2 separate regions of the Homo sapiens genome follow, and region 2 is linked to region 1. A link is a contact called in ENCODE Hi-C or POLR2A ChIA-PET data. All regions are on one chromosome and are shown on one strand. The core of a region is the stretch at or near the end of the contact, and the rest is flanking DNA. Distances in the headings are between cores, read along the strand shown.

Evidence for each region. Hi-C counts contacts between places; a loop is a spot of excess contacts on that map. ChIA-PET counts read pairs that join two places held with the same protein, here RNA polymerase II (POLR2A). Pooled maps may share reads with other maps.
Region 2: a map of CD8-positive, alpha-beta T cell shows a loop between it and region 1 (2.4-fold over the local background). The contact joins two enhancer-like sites. A Hi-C loop is called at or near these places in 6 of 168 maps with a recorded cell type or tissue (B cell, CD8-positive, alpha-beta T cell, endothelial cell of hepatic sinusoid and 3 more), 1 of 37 single-sample maps with no recorded cell type and 8 of 50 pooled maps. POLR2A ChIA-PET finds 5 or more read pairs at or near these places in 3 of 52 experiments (OCI-LY7, activated B cell and activated naive CD4-positive, alpha-beta T cell).

The regions. Positions count from the first base shown.
Region 1 is chr3:188,398,852-188,405,802 of GRCh38, forward strand. The region is part of intron 3 of LPP (LIM domain containing preferred translocation partner in lipoma); the gene reads left to right. Among named protein-coding and RNA genes, the nearest start is that of LPP-AS1, 170 kb to the right of the region's middle. Within about 2 kb of position 1,765, at least 7 of the 41 ENCODE cell types and tissues checked have a DNase peak (open chromatin) inside an H3K27ac peak, as active enhancers do; they include CD8-positive, alpha-beta T cell and natural killer cell, where a contact is called at or near this core.
Region 2 is chr3:188,357,677-188,364,943 of GRCh38, forward strand. The region is part of intron 3 of LPP (LIM domain containing preferred translocation partner in lipoma); the gene reads left to right. Among named protein-coding and RNA genes, the nearest start is that of FLJ42393, 180 kb to the left of the region's middle. Within about 2 kb of position 5,020, at least 6 of the 41 ENCODE cell types and tissues checked have a DNase peak (open chromatin) inside an H3K27ac peak, as active enhancers do; they include CD8-positive, alpha-beta T cell and natural killer cell, where a contact is called at or near this core.

The sequences.
Region 1 (6,951 bases), core at 515-3,014:
CAACCCAAGAATCCTTCCTTCAAGGGGGAGGATAGAAGAGTCAGGGAAACGGGTGACAGAAAAAGAGAAAAAGAGGACTGTGCTTCCTCACTGATGAGCAAAGAGGAGAATTACAGATGATATCAAAACAATGAGGAGAATCACGGGTGATATCGAATCTGCTTTACTTGGCGTTGGCTACTTGTAAAGTCAAGATCTTTCATAGACTCATAAAAGCTTGTGAGCAGAGTTGTCATTTGTACCATCTAATTCCATCACTACATTTTTCGAGAAGGACACAAGATTTCAGAGATAACGGAAGTTACACAGTGGGCTCATGGCGGAGCCAAGACTAGAAGCTGGGTCTGAATTCTGAAGATCAGGCATCTTTCCACTAAATACTGAGATGTGAACAATAATGGAGAGCCGTATAGCCCAGAGGGGAAACCACATTATACCACTTTAGTGGATGATTAGGAAAGCAGTTTTGAAATTCCAGGAAGGTACTGACTTTTGTATAAAGAGAATGTTTAAAAAAAAAAAACCTTCAAAGTTATAGGAGAGTGTTATTTAAATTGTAACAGCTTGTTTAAATGAAGAAAATGTTGCTAAGGGACATGAATGCTAAACGTTAGTCTGCCATCAGCTACTTCTGATGTTTAAGTCAAATAGTCCCTCAGTTCTGTGGTGTTAATCTACGTCCCTTTTCTAATATCATTCATTTATTCAGTGCACACTGACCAAGAGCTAGGCCTTGAGTTAGTTGCCAGGAAGATATAGGGACTAATACAATGTCATTTAAAGATTAATAGAAATGCTCTAAGTCAATTATTCTCAACCCTTGAATCAGAGTATATACATAAAGATCCCCATATGAGGTTAGTGTGCAGACTGTTTTGATAAACACTACTCTAAGTTTATTGCACTGGATGTTGGATAATATGATGTAACGGTTGTTTGTTTTTCAGTTTTGGTGATCTATATAAATCTTTTTAGAAGAGTAGCATATTGATTTGGACGAAAAAAAGGAAAATATGACCAAACACTACTTCTTTCTGTTTTTGTGGGTGACAGTGACTTGACATTCACATGGTATCCTGAGAGAGGCTTAGTAGCTTTGTTAGTATTAATTGTCAGTTTGCCTATGGCACTAAGTTTTCCCACCTACGTGGGGCGGGTCCTGGTCATCACATAGCCTTTTGTAGTTATTTGCTTTCTGTTGTGCCTTGATTTTTTTTTTCTGTTGACTATTGGCTTCATCACTTTGTGGTCCTGTGGCTTATTATGATTAGATTTGAGGGTACAGAATAGAGAAAACATTATGGCAAGTAGAATTCAAGAGCTGGAATGGAAATAATAAGAGCAAAAACTACTGTTAAGTGCTGATTTCCTTTGAATTGTGGTGTTTTCCTTTCTTCTCCAAATAGGGAGGTAGTACAGAGTGAAGACCGGAGATTTGGAGTTAAAGATCTGTGTCCCAGCTTCAGCTTTGCTATTTGTTAGCTGTATATCCTTGAGCAAGTTATTCAACCTCTTACAGTCTTACTTTCTTGATTTGCTAGATGTGGGTAATGATAGTGCTACCTCATATGGCAGTCAGGATGACTGTGTGGCCATTGAAAATTTGCTAGACATATAATAAACCTTCAATAAACACTTGTTTATTGTCAGTCTCTAGTCTTCTTAGGACCGCTGGGGGAACAGACAGAAGAGCAGCAGAGGAGTTGATAAGTGAAACCTCTTAGGTTCTTCTTAATTGCTTGCATGTGACAATTTCTGAAAGAGCAATGCTGAGGAAGCAGCAGCTCCCCAGCTCCCTTCAGCAGTAGGCATCTTGCTTAGAGGAGGGCCACTGCTCTTGCTTTCCTGTCTGCTGATGGTGGTTGTGTATTCTCAGAGCCTCTCTGGAAATCTTCCCTTTCACTTCTTGCTTTCATGATGATTATGAACTTCGAGTGAAACCTAGCTAGAATGAGGGGAAGTAAGAGCAGTGTAAATCTTGGTCCAGCAACACCAGTTCTCACCACTGCTTATTTTTGTGTTTACATGGGTCTCTCTTAGAAGCCAAGAGCCCCAATGATATGTGCTAGTTCATCTGTTCATTAAACTTGTGAAGTTTCATCAAACCCATTTATCAAAATGAAGGGCTGTAATGAAGATTTTAGAGAAAGAAAGCACTCTAAAATATTAGAGCTGATTGGGACTTTACAGGTATTCATTTTGCAAATGAGTGTCATCTCTTGTTAAAGGTCACACTTGTATAGCTGAGACTAGAACTGGGGCCACAGGGACTCTATGTCTATACTATTGGATTTATCACTTTCCTTGGATCCATCCTACATGATTCAATTTTTAATACCTGGAGTTTTCACTCTTGTTATCTTCCTATTCAAGGATAAAAGCTCTAGCTTCTTATCTTTATATAAAACCTTTAAAAGGCAGAACTCATGTTATCTTTTAAAACTTTCCCCTAACTGTTCTCCCTGAATCCCTCATTTTGGTGCCGCTGGTCTGATCCCTGTCCTACAGAAATGCCTTGCTTCATACCCAAGCTCACAGTATTATTTCTAATCTTTGCCCTGGTTACTCCAGTTTTCTTTTATTTACTCAGCATTCAAAGTCCTGGTTAAGGGCTACCTCTGCCAAGCTTATGCTAGCTTTTCTGACATCCCCCAAGATTTTTCATGTGCTTTCTGTGTTGCTCTCTTTCTCTTTTCACATTTATAAATATTTCTTCCTCAAATAGTCTTTGAGCTCTTTGAGTAAAGAATAAGAATCTGATTCATCTATAGCTCCAGTGCCAGGCAAATAAATTCATTCATTCATTAAATTAACAGACATTTTTATTGAGTACCTATCATGTGGTAGCCCCTGGAATTATAAAATGATAAATATTTCCACTCTCAAGGATTTGCGAGTTTAGTTTGGGGAACAGGAAAGCAGATGGGCAGAGCACCATGTGACGAATATGTGACAACAGTATGTAGATGCTGTGGGATTGTACTATAAGGATGTATAACTTGAACTGTAGAATATAGTGCAAGATTTGCCTTCAAGGACTAGTAGAAAGTAATGCTTATGATCTAAATTGATGCATAGTATGTTGGAAGTCATTTTTAGACAAGAAGTAGCTTGTTTCAGAGGGAGCAGAGATCAAACCTAGGAAAAAAATGTGAATTTCTATCAGAAAAGTACTGCAAAATGACCTCAGAATAAATAGAAAACTACTACTATTATCATAGAAGTTACTGGCAATATGATTAATGTCTGTTAAAAGAAGATGTATTTAGATGACTTTATGCTGAATTTGGATAACCTTTAAAAAACCAGATAATTCCAGTGTAGTTATTAAATATCCTAGACAGTAGAGGAGGTTGGAGAAAACTCCCCTATCAAAACCTAATCATGATAAGTAAAACAAGCAGAAAAAAATGCTATAAAATGATCTTTATTATGATTATATGTACACAAATTATAGATAAAATAGCCTAGTTAATTCATTAATATATCAAAACACAAGTGTAACAAAGGATTTATTCTAGGCATGCAAAGATGGTTCAATATGTAGACTTTATCAACATATTTCATTACATCATCAAATTAAGGGAGGGAAAAAGAGTTGAATGTATCAGTGGTTGCTAAAGAGGGCACTGCAGCTGTAACTAGATAGGATTTTATTCCACAAATGCCAAGATAGTTCAATATCTGGAAATCTATCAGCATGCTTCATTACATCACCAAATTAAGGGAAGATAAAAGAGATGATTGTATCAGTGAATGCTATAGCAATTCTAGAAAGATATGAGTAACTAAGAAAGAGTAACGTTCATTCATTCTCCCATTTCTATGTAACATACTTGTTTAAGGGGCTTCCTGCCTAGGCATTGTGCCGGTATAGTGAGACTAGTTGGAGTTTCCAACTTGTTGGGACATGTAGGCAGGTAAATAAATGGCTTTCTTGTGGATTGTTATAAGTATGCCGAAAGTACTAAAGAGCCTAGAAAAAGGAATTAGGCTACTCTTCCTTGGAGAAGTTAGGGAAATGTTCACAGAGTTAGAGACATTTGAGCTGAGACAATATAAAAATATAGGGCTTGGTAGAACGTGAAGAGAGGGAAACGGCATTGTTGATGGTGAACACAGCATGAGCAAGGGTTCAGAATCATGAAAACTTATTATAAATCCTGGGAATGGGGTCACTGGGTCACTGCTGACATGCAGAAGAATGGTAAGAGAAGATACTGAGGAGGACATCTGCAAACAAATGATTGGTCAGAAGATGGGCCTCTCAGGAGGAGCAGCTGGAGGTGCTTCTTCATGGAGGGCAGCATGCGGGTAATTTATGATGCTGGGGATAACTGAAATGACTGTGGAGCCAATGATTTGCATATTGATACTTACATTTTATTTATACTCTCCCAGAAATTGCCTGTTTCTTTATATCTGTGCTATATCCGAAAAGCCAAGATGATACAGTCAGTCAGTAACTTGGGATTACTATGAAAAATGTGAATCTTTGCTTAAGAAAATACTGCATCCTATATTAACCAATTTTTCAACCTTTTATTATAAAATGACTTTAGATTTATAGAGACCTTCCAAGGATAGTATTAAGCCATTTTAAAAATTATAATTAACATTTATACTACCAATGTGCATAATGCATTAAAAGTTTTAAACCTTTACTTGATCCCTTTTATTTCACACTTATATTCACTTTAGTCATACTGAAAGCAAACCAGTCACTTTTATCCCAATTTAGTAGAAGACCAAGCCTCAATTAAAAGCAAAAGCAAAACCAAAATTGGCATTTCTCAGCCATGTGAGATGGGTTTGGTTTTGGTATTTAGAAAAAAAAAATCATCTGAAGTTATTCCAAATGAACAGCTAAATTTAAAAACCACGAGTAAAACAGACATTCATTGGTAGTTTTTCTATATTGGTTTTGTGCTAGGCCTTAATGGTAGTTTATAAATGTGTAAAATATGGTCCCTACCCTTTTAAGGAACTCAAGTTTAGCAAGTATGTATGTGTCTTTGTGTGTGTGTATATATATACATGTATGTATGTGTGTGTATATATGAATATGTAAAAGGTACGGGGGAAAGAAAAAGAAAAGAAAGGCCCTGTAACCAGAGTGAAAAGCCAGTACCATCACTGGCTTCAATAGCATGTGTCCTGATTACCAGTTTAGAGTCTTTGTCATTGATTCATGTTATCCTCGTCTTTTAAGAAAACTATACATCAAGCTGTTCTTCCAAGCAAGATGGTCATAAAATTGCCATTGACTTTCTACAAGAATAGAGGCTTCTTTTTTTCTCACTTTGCATAGCACTCTATACTATAAAAAGTACTTTAATATCATCTCATTGGTTGCCATAAAAATTCTGAGAGTTAAGGAAGACAGAGGTTTATATGTTTGTTTGTTTTTTGAGAGAAGGTCTCCCTCTGTTGCCCAAGCTGGAGTACAGTGGTGCAATCACAGCTTACCGCAGCCTCAATCTCCCAGGCTCAAGTGATCCTCCAACCTCAGCCTCTTGAGTAGCTGGAACAACAGGTGTGCGCCATTATATCCTGCTAATTTTTTAATTTTTTGTAGAGACCGAGTCTCATTCTATTGCCCAGGCTGGTCTCAAACTCCTGGCCTCAAGTGATCCTTCTGCCTTGGCCTCCAAAGTGCTCGGATTAGAGGCGTGAGCCATTGTGCTTGGCTGAGTCCTCTGAGACAGTGAAACTATCTGAGGCTCTAGAGGCGATGCCGTTCAAAGTCATGCCACTTGTTGGTGGTGTGGACTGATGTGAATATCCAGGCAACACTGTTTCCCAGCTCTCCCCTCCACCCTGTCTCTCTATTACTATGCCATGTACTGAGGCCTTTGATTTCTGTGTTCTGATGCTCTTTGTCTTTACAGACATCTGGAGGTAATTGTGTAGCCCTCTTAATTAATTCAGTTCAATTAATAAATTAGTAGGTGGCTTTTGGGCTGGGGGCGCTTACAGGGTGCCTTCCGGGCGTCCCTGTGCTGGAGAGCTCTTGCAATCAGGCTTGGAGAGCCCTCCTCGGCAGCAGCCTCTGAGTCTCATCCCCAGCAGGCAGGCTGACTGGAGAGGTGATTGGCTTACCCTGACAGAGGAGACATTTCCTCTCTTCAAATATTATATGCAATCTGATCAGAGCAGCATCTGGGCTGGGCTGATTGTTCCCCTCCTAGTTTAAGCAAGCTTTTCATGAAGGTCCAACATGGTATCAGCTCAACATACAAGTTGATGGGCATTTCTTTGTTGTGCGGGGCTGACCTTTGCATTACATGTGTTGAATATTCTATCCTCCGGTCCTAAATTCTAATAATTGTCCCAGACGTTGGGGCAACCAATATGCCCCTCTTCCCCTTTTCCACATACCCCTTGGTGGGGACCAGAGCTGCTCCTGCAGATGGATCATTTAAAAGTGTCCTGCCAGGTATCTGTTAAAACCCTGTTTCCAAAATAAACTTTCAGTGGTTCCTTAATGCCTGAAGAATAAATTTAAACTCAACTGTGGCTGCTGAGCTGTCTGTGCTTTGGTTTCAACCCACCTTTTAGTTCTTTTGCTTGCTACTTTCTGTTATTCGCCCTCCAAGCACACTAAACGTAAATGCTGTGTACTTTTCTGCCTGTATAATTTTGCCAACATTTTTCAGGTTCAACCCTACTTAGCACTCAAACCCAGTCTGTATATCACCTCATCAATAAAATCTTGTTAATTCTGCCCCCACCAAGAAGTGAGCCTATCTTTTTCTGCATCTCAGCAACACTTGTTCTTAACCTCACTTAGGTAACTTAGCACTTCATTTAGGCATAACCATTTAATTGGTGAGATAATTAATTTAATAGATTATTAATAAAATTCAAGCTCTTTTCCATCCTCCTACCATAAAATCTCCTTCAAGTTAGGAACCATTTCTTATTCATATCTATTTCCCAAGAGTGGCT
Region 2 (7,267 bases), core at 3,770-6,269, 38 kb before region 1:
ACAAATGTTGAGCTCTAAAAATACAGTTTAAATAAAACAGAAAGCATTCTGAGTATAGTTTTGGCCAAAATAGAATAGTATAATAAATCATTTGGCTGGAGGGTATGACATGAGAATAAACAAAAAAACAGCATGTTTGCTATCTTTTCTGTTTATTTTACTTATGCATCAACCCCCTTCTGCCTCCTTTTACTCCTTGCTAGAGTGTGGAAGGATCTTGAATTCAGGGCCTTGTCTGTCTTGTTTTTCAGCTGGCTGGAGTCACACTTGGCTTATTTATGAGCTCAATAAACATTATGAATGGATGAGCAATTTTGAAAGATTGACATATTGAAGGAAAAAAATGACGTGAATCTGAAAAATTCTGACATGGCCACTTCTAAACTCTCTGGGACTTGTACTAAATGCTTATAGATTTAGGTAGCATTCTGAGCATTACCTCACTTATTCCTTTCAACCAGCCTCTGAGGAAGGTACTGTTATTATCACCATTTCACAGAGGAAGAATTGAGATCCAGAGATGTTACATAATTTGCCCAAGGTTACATAATAATAATATAATAGCTAAAGCCAGGATATGAACTCAGGTAGTCTGGCTTCAGCAGCTTCTCTCTTAACTACGAAGCTATATTGTTTCCACATGGTGATTATAATTATAACTGCCTGTTCTACTTTCCTGTACGTTGTGAGGCTGAGTTTAGGTGTGAAAGGATTAGGGAAGAAGTATATCAACTAGTGAAGGCGAGACAACACACAAACAACTATAACTTAAAGTAGATAGAAACTTGCAGAGAAAGTTCAGAGAAGAAAAAAGAACTATTATTTCCACCAGGGTGAAGGGCAGGAGTCAAAGAAGGCTTCCTGTGGGAAGTGACTTAGTTTGGCCTTGAATGAGTAGAATTATAGTAAAGGGAGATGCTTTCCAAGTAAACAGAATAAACAGTGGAAGAGATGCCAGTCTAATGCTGTTGAGTTTAGCAGATTCTTTCCGAAAGAGTGTGCGCTGAGAAGTGGGGAGTGGAGAGGGTTTGTGGTGGAAGGAGGTGGAAGCCCTGAGAAGGGATCTGAGTGGGAAGATGCAAGCGTTCCAAAAGCATATTCGCAATCTCTCTGGAGGTCAATCCTGGGCAAAATGTTGCTTTTGTCATGCTTTAACTCATTATTTTTTGATGCATTGTCCGCAAAGACTAGTCCAAGGAGGTACCACTCCAGAAAGAGTGGCCACACGAGTCTGGAAAATGCTGCACCCTCTGGTGCTCTATTAGGTGCTGACAGTGCGTGTTAACATGCCCAGTCTTCGAGGAAGTCCCGTGAGACAGCAATCACCTTGCTTTCTTTGACTGTAGACCTGGTTTGTTGTTTTACTTTGAGCAAACCCCTGTTAACATCCCTCAGAAGACACACTTCAGGAGCCCTCTTCCAGCCAACCAGCTGGACTAATTTGTGTAAACTTTCCAACAAGTTGTGTGCTTCTGCTGAACACAGGTCATCTCAGAGTAAAACTTGCTCCATTCTCAGGACAGCCAACAGTCCCCTTTTGAAAGAAGTTAGAGCACGTTTGCCTATAGAAATTGTTATGTGTCAGTTAGAAAGCAAGCTGCATCCGAGGTAACAAACTTGAGGAGCTGCAGCCCCTCTGACGAAGTAAAAGTGAGAAGCAGGAAGTGAAGGAGTCTCAGCTCTTGAAATAAAATGTGCATACGGGTGAGAGTTGCCAACCACAAGAACTCTAGCTGGCTGCCCTGAGAACATATTAGGAGAAAACATGGTTAAAGTCGGCACCTGACCTATTAGCTGCAGGGGCAGCTCATTATCTTTTTTATTCTTTCACCCTGCATTGGCCCGAAAGGGGAAGAGAGGCAGTAAGTGGACTGTAAAGAGTGCTTATTCCACGCTGGGCAGGTCATTAGAATTGTCATGTCAAATTCCCTTCCTTAATCCCCTCAACTACCCAGTGGAGTCAGGATTATTAATCTCTTCCTCTATACGTGAGGACAGTGAATCCAGAGTGGCTTGCTGGTGCTGAATAGATCATGTTGTCTTACAACTTGAGCTTTTCCCTTGTTCCTTTCCCTATTTGTCTGCTGAACTCATCTGTCTCCAGGTTGTAAATGAGATTCTCCTCTGAAGAGCCTCTGAGCCCCCTGTAACTCTATTCTTGTATTGCATGACGATACTCTTGTTCTTTAGGTTTATACCTCTTTCTCCCCTTAAGACCTAAAACTCGATCTGGGTTACTCTAGAGCCCACAGGTTTATATTGCACTGCTCTGCCCACATTCCAGCCTTCTCCACTTTAACATATGACTTGATGATAGCTTTTCAGACCCAGTCCCTCACAAGATACCTCTTTTTCAACCCATTATTTTAGACCTTCTTTACTTGACATATTTTGAGTTTTCTGGATTCTAGGCTTCCTTATCGTTAGTGTCACTTTCCCCCCTTCTGTTACATGTCTGTTACCTTCTTGCTATTTGCTTAGGTCCTACCTTAACTTTGAAGGAACGCTTTTCAAACCCGGCCTGCATCGGAATTAGGAATCCCACCCTCAGAAGTTATGGTTTAGTAAACCTGAGAGAGTGTGGGAGAATTTGTATTGCACTCCCAGATGATCCTGAAACTGTCATTCTGTGGGCTTATGTTTATTAGCACTTCTTTAAAGCATAGTTCAAGACCTCTGTTTTCCAGGATATTTAACTATCTTAGTCCAAAGTCTTTCCTTTCTTCCTTGCCTCCTTCTCTCTCTCCTCTTTGTCTTTTCTTCTTCTCTTCCTCCCTTCTTTCTCCCACCCTCCTCTCTCTTTCTTCTCATGAAGTCCATATGATATCCTGTCTGAATTACATAACTTTTTTTTTCTTTTTGTGGAGATGGGGTCTCACTATGCTGCCCAGGCTGGTCTTGAATTCCTAGGCTCAAGCGATCCTCCCATTGAAGCCTTCCAAAGTGCTGGGATTACAGTCATGAGCCACCACATCTGGCCTGAATTAGACAACTTCTTATTTATGTGGATCTCAGAAGCTCCATCATCCACTTCTTAAGCCTGGTAAACACTTTTATTAGATAAGAGAGACAGTTTTGCATAAATGAACAAAAATCTAGATGAAAAGTTCTCGAATCCTGAATCACATCTTGCCATAACCTCTTACTAGCCGTGTGTTCTTGGACATCTTATGGACTGGAGTTTCCTTGTCTCTAAAATAATTATTCCATTTCCTTGTACTGCAGAAGCTCATGAAAAAGGTCAAATGAGATAGCGGGTGTATAAAGTGCTACACAAATGCAATGATGCTAATAGTAAATTATTGTTGATGTTTTCTTTGTTTCTGTACAGTTGACTCATTTGCTTTATCATTAATGATGAGGCATGAAAGAAATGCTGCTTGTTTTTAATGAACTATGGAAGACTAGGTGGAGCTGACGGGATGTTGGGATTTCAGGAAAGCTCTTTTAGGTTTCTGGAAATGATACTCATACCAATAGTTGTGAGCTTAGGTTGAAGAGCAATGTTGTATTTATACTATAATTTTTCTTCAAATAAACTGTGATAAAGATTTTGAATATTACTTTCATATTCTGAACTTCTCATGTACACTTGAAAAGAGTCATGAAATAGTAGTAGCGGTTGCCATTTATAGGGGTCGTAGGGTGTTGTTATGGTTAAATTTATAAATCCTTAAAATTATGATTTCTATCACAAAAATGCCTAAAAGGGTGCATTCTCTAGGTTTTTTCCTTCTTTCATTCCCTTCCTTCCCTCCCCTCCCTCCCTCCTTCCCCTCCCTCCCTTCCTTCCTTCCCTCTCCTTTCCTTTCTTCTCCTTTCCTTTTCCTTTTCCCTCTCCTCTCCTCTCCTCTCCTCTCCTCTCCTCCCCTCTCCTCTCCTCTCCTCTCCTCTCCTTTCATTTTTCCTTTCCTTTCTCTCGCTCTGTTGCTCAGGCTACAGTGCAGTGGCACAATCTCGGCTCACTGCAACCTCCACCTCCCGGGTCCAAGCGATTCTCATGCCTCAGCCTCCCAAGTAGCTGGGATTACAGGCGCCCTGCCACCACACCAGGATAATTTTTGTATTTTTAGTAGAGATGGGGTTTTGCCATGTTGGCCAGGCTGGTCTCGAACTCCTGACCTCAAATGATTTGCCCATTTTGGCTTCCCAAAGTGTTGGGATTACGGGCGTGAGCCACTGTGCCTAGCCCCTCTAGGTTTTCTTAAGAAAACCTATCTATTCCTCAAGTGCTTACTCTGCAAAGCCTAGGTCTGCCACCAAGGAATAAAAATATGGCTAAATGTACTTCCTTTCCTCCCAGAGTTCACTGTTCAATAGGGGACACAAACACATAAATAACTAGCTCTTGCACCAAGCGAAATGTACAGTGCGACAAAGGAGAGGTACAGATAGTAGGCTGTGGGCCCGAAGGAGGGTTTCCGTGGGCGTGAGTATGAAGGAGGGGTTTCCTGAAGGAGGGGGTATTTGAACAACCCTTTTGAAGACTAAAAGGATGTCCGCAAATGAAATTTAGGGTAGAAACATGCCAGAAAAAGGCACAGTGTTTTCAATACGCTAGGCATTTCTTAAACTATTTATAGCTGAGGTTATGGGAAAAGAGATAGTAGAAATATGAGAATATCTTCTCCAAAGATTCTATGCTAATATCCTGATCCATCTGACTATGCTTATTTGACTGCTTTTTGTGTTTGTCTTCTTCTTTACTGGATATCCTTTTTGCCGCTTCCTTTCTGGAATTTTCTTTCCTGGCCATTAGCCTCTCTCTCCTACACCGTTGCCTTACTCTCACTGCCATACTCCTTTGGACATCCTCCTTCTCTTGTTTCCTGATACTTTTACATCCCCTTCCATCCTTTACTCCTTAGCTTTTGTTTTTATTTGCAGTGTTAAAGATAGCCTCTTTTTATTTCCCTGTAGTGATTAGATCGACGTGTTTACAATATGAACACACACGTTTTCTCTTCTTCAGGCTCTGAGTCATCGAGTTCACAATGCCATGTCTAGTCAGTACTTCTATGTGTGTATAGTGCCCATTGTGGCCGAGTAGAGATAAGGTCACTGCGGAAGAAAATAAATCGCTAAAATCTGTTAGAATACGTCAGCTTCCAGGTTTGTCTGAGGATGCAGTGGAAACCACGTTCTGTGGCCAGCATGTCAGTAGCTTTTGATGATCAGAGCCTTCCATTTTGATACTTTAAAATAATGTAATCTAAGTTCACATCAACTGAATCCAGACAGTTTCACCATCCACCACATTATTAATTCCAGATGGGAAAATTCATTAGGGCTCAAATTTTGTTTGAGACCCAACTGTTTTTTAAATTATTATTACAATTATTATCTATTTATTTTATTTATTTTTTTTTTTTACAACTGATGGGAAGGGAAATTTAACAGCTGTGTGATTAGCAGGGCATGAAATTAAAAACGTTTTGCACAGAATCAAGAGGTTGTTTACTACAGAATTTGTCATCTGAGAATTAAGTGTCATTAAGACTGCCCACAGGATGATCTCTTTCACCATTCAAGCTTTGATTTCCACGCCCGGTTTTTTGCTAAAAGGCCTTTAACCTTTTCTGGAAGGAAAATGCATGTGGATTTATCACGAAGGTACCATCAGCATTTCAAATGCTAAGTCAAGGTAAAAACGACACTCTTGTCTGTCACAAAATAACAGTACAACTAGATGTTCAGCCTCACTGCTCTCAGCAAAGAGTGAGTTCCAATTTGAGGAAATCAGGTAAATTAGAAAAGGCTGCAGCTGGATTAGTGGCTTCACTCTTTCCCTCTAAAACTGTAGGAGTTTCATATTTCCATCAAGGCAGCTCAGGTCCCTAGAGCATGATGTTTACCCTTACATTTTCCTAGGTGTATGGGCTCTTTACGTCTTTGGTCTCTTTGCAAACGCCCTCCTTCGACTGAGCTCTAGAAAGTACTCTGTCCTGGGCTGAGCGCAGTGGCTCAAGCCTGTAATCCCAGCACTTTGGGAGGCCAAGGCGGGCAGATCACGAGGTCAGGAGTTCAAGACCAGCCTGGCCAACATGGTGAAACCCCGTCTCTACTAAAAATACAAAAATTAGCCAGGCATGATGGCGGGCTCCTGTAATCCCAACTACTAGGGAGGCTGAGGCAGAAGAATCCCTTGATCCTGGGAGGTAGAGGTTGCAGTGAGTTGAGATGGTGCCACTGCACTCCAGCCTGGACGAAAGAGTGAAAACTCCCTCCCAAAAAAAAAAAAAAAAAAAAAAATACTATGTACTTGTTCCTTTGGGCAAGATGTTGGCAGTTTTCTGCAGAAGCGTGGTCAAGCACATTAGCTGGACTGTCTTGGTCGAGGTTTGAAGGCAATGCCATTTGCTTGGGCAAGTTACATGGACTCTCTGCAGTTCATTTGCCTCATCATCCTCCAACTTAATGAAGGTAATGACAGTATCTACCTCAAGGATTACTTTGGGGATTCAGAGTTATTACCAAAAATGTTTAAGGCCCTGCCCGACTCATTGTTTATGCTCAGTTAATGTTAGCTATCTCCATGCTTTTCAGTCAATATATTGCATTGTGTTTGGAAGTCTTCATATCTAGTTTCATACCTGACACAGACTTGCTTAACTTCTGCCCTGGAATCTTTTTGCTATCCCTGTCTTACTGTCTTTAATAGAGCCTTTCTTATTTGATACTTATTTATATACTTGCCTTCGTTCGTTTTTTAGACAAATTTTATTTTCATATTTGTTGAATTAAACCAGACACAGCTTCTACACTTATGGGGTTTCCTTTCTGGGAGAATGGGGCTGGTGACAATTAATGCAGAAAACTTCTATTGGAGATAGACATGCAAAAACACTCAGAGATAGAGTTGAGGAATTTGTAGTCATTAGAGGAGAGAGATGTTAGTTTTGGCTGGGATTGGAGTTAAATGGAGAGAAAATAAAGGAAGACTTTCTGGAGGAGGAGGGTTTTGATCTGGAACCTGCACGCTCATTAGAATTTGAATTCGACCTGGCAGAAAGGGGAAAAGACTTCCCAGGCTGAGTGAAGTTTTGGAGCTGCACATTTTATTTTATTTTTCATATTTGTTTCCTGCTGCCCTCTGGCCACCATTCAGACCGTTTGGAGGCCTGTTATTGTAGGTGGGACCTAAGTTCCAGCACCAGTAGATGTGTGAGTGAGGCTTTTATAGTATTGATGTCTTGTATTTAAAATGAACAGAGGAAGAAGCCCTGGAGTCCATTCTAATAAATGTATTTCAAAGGGGGCTTTCTTC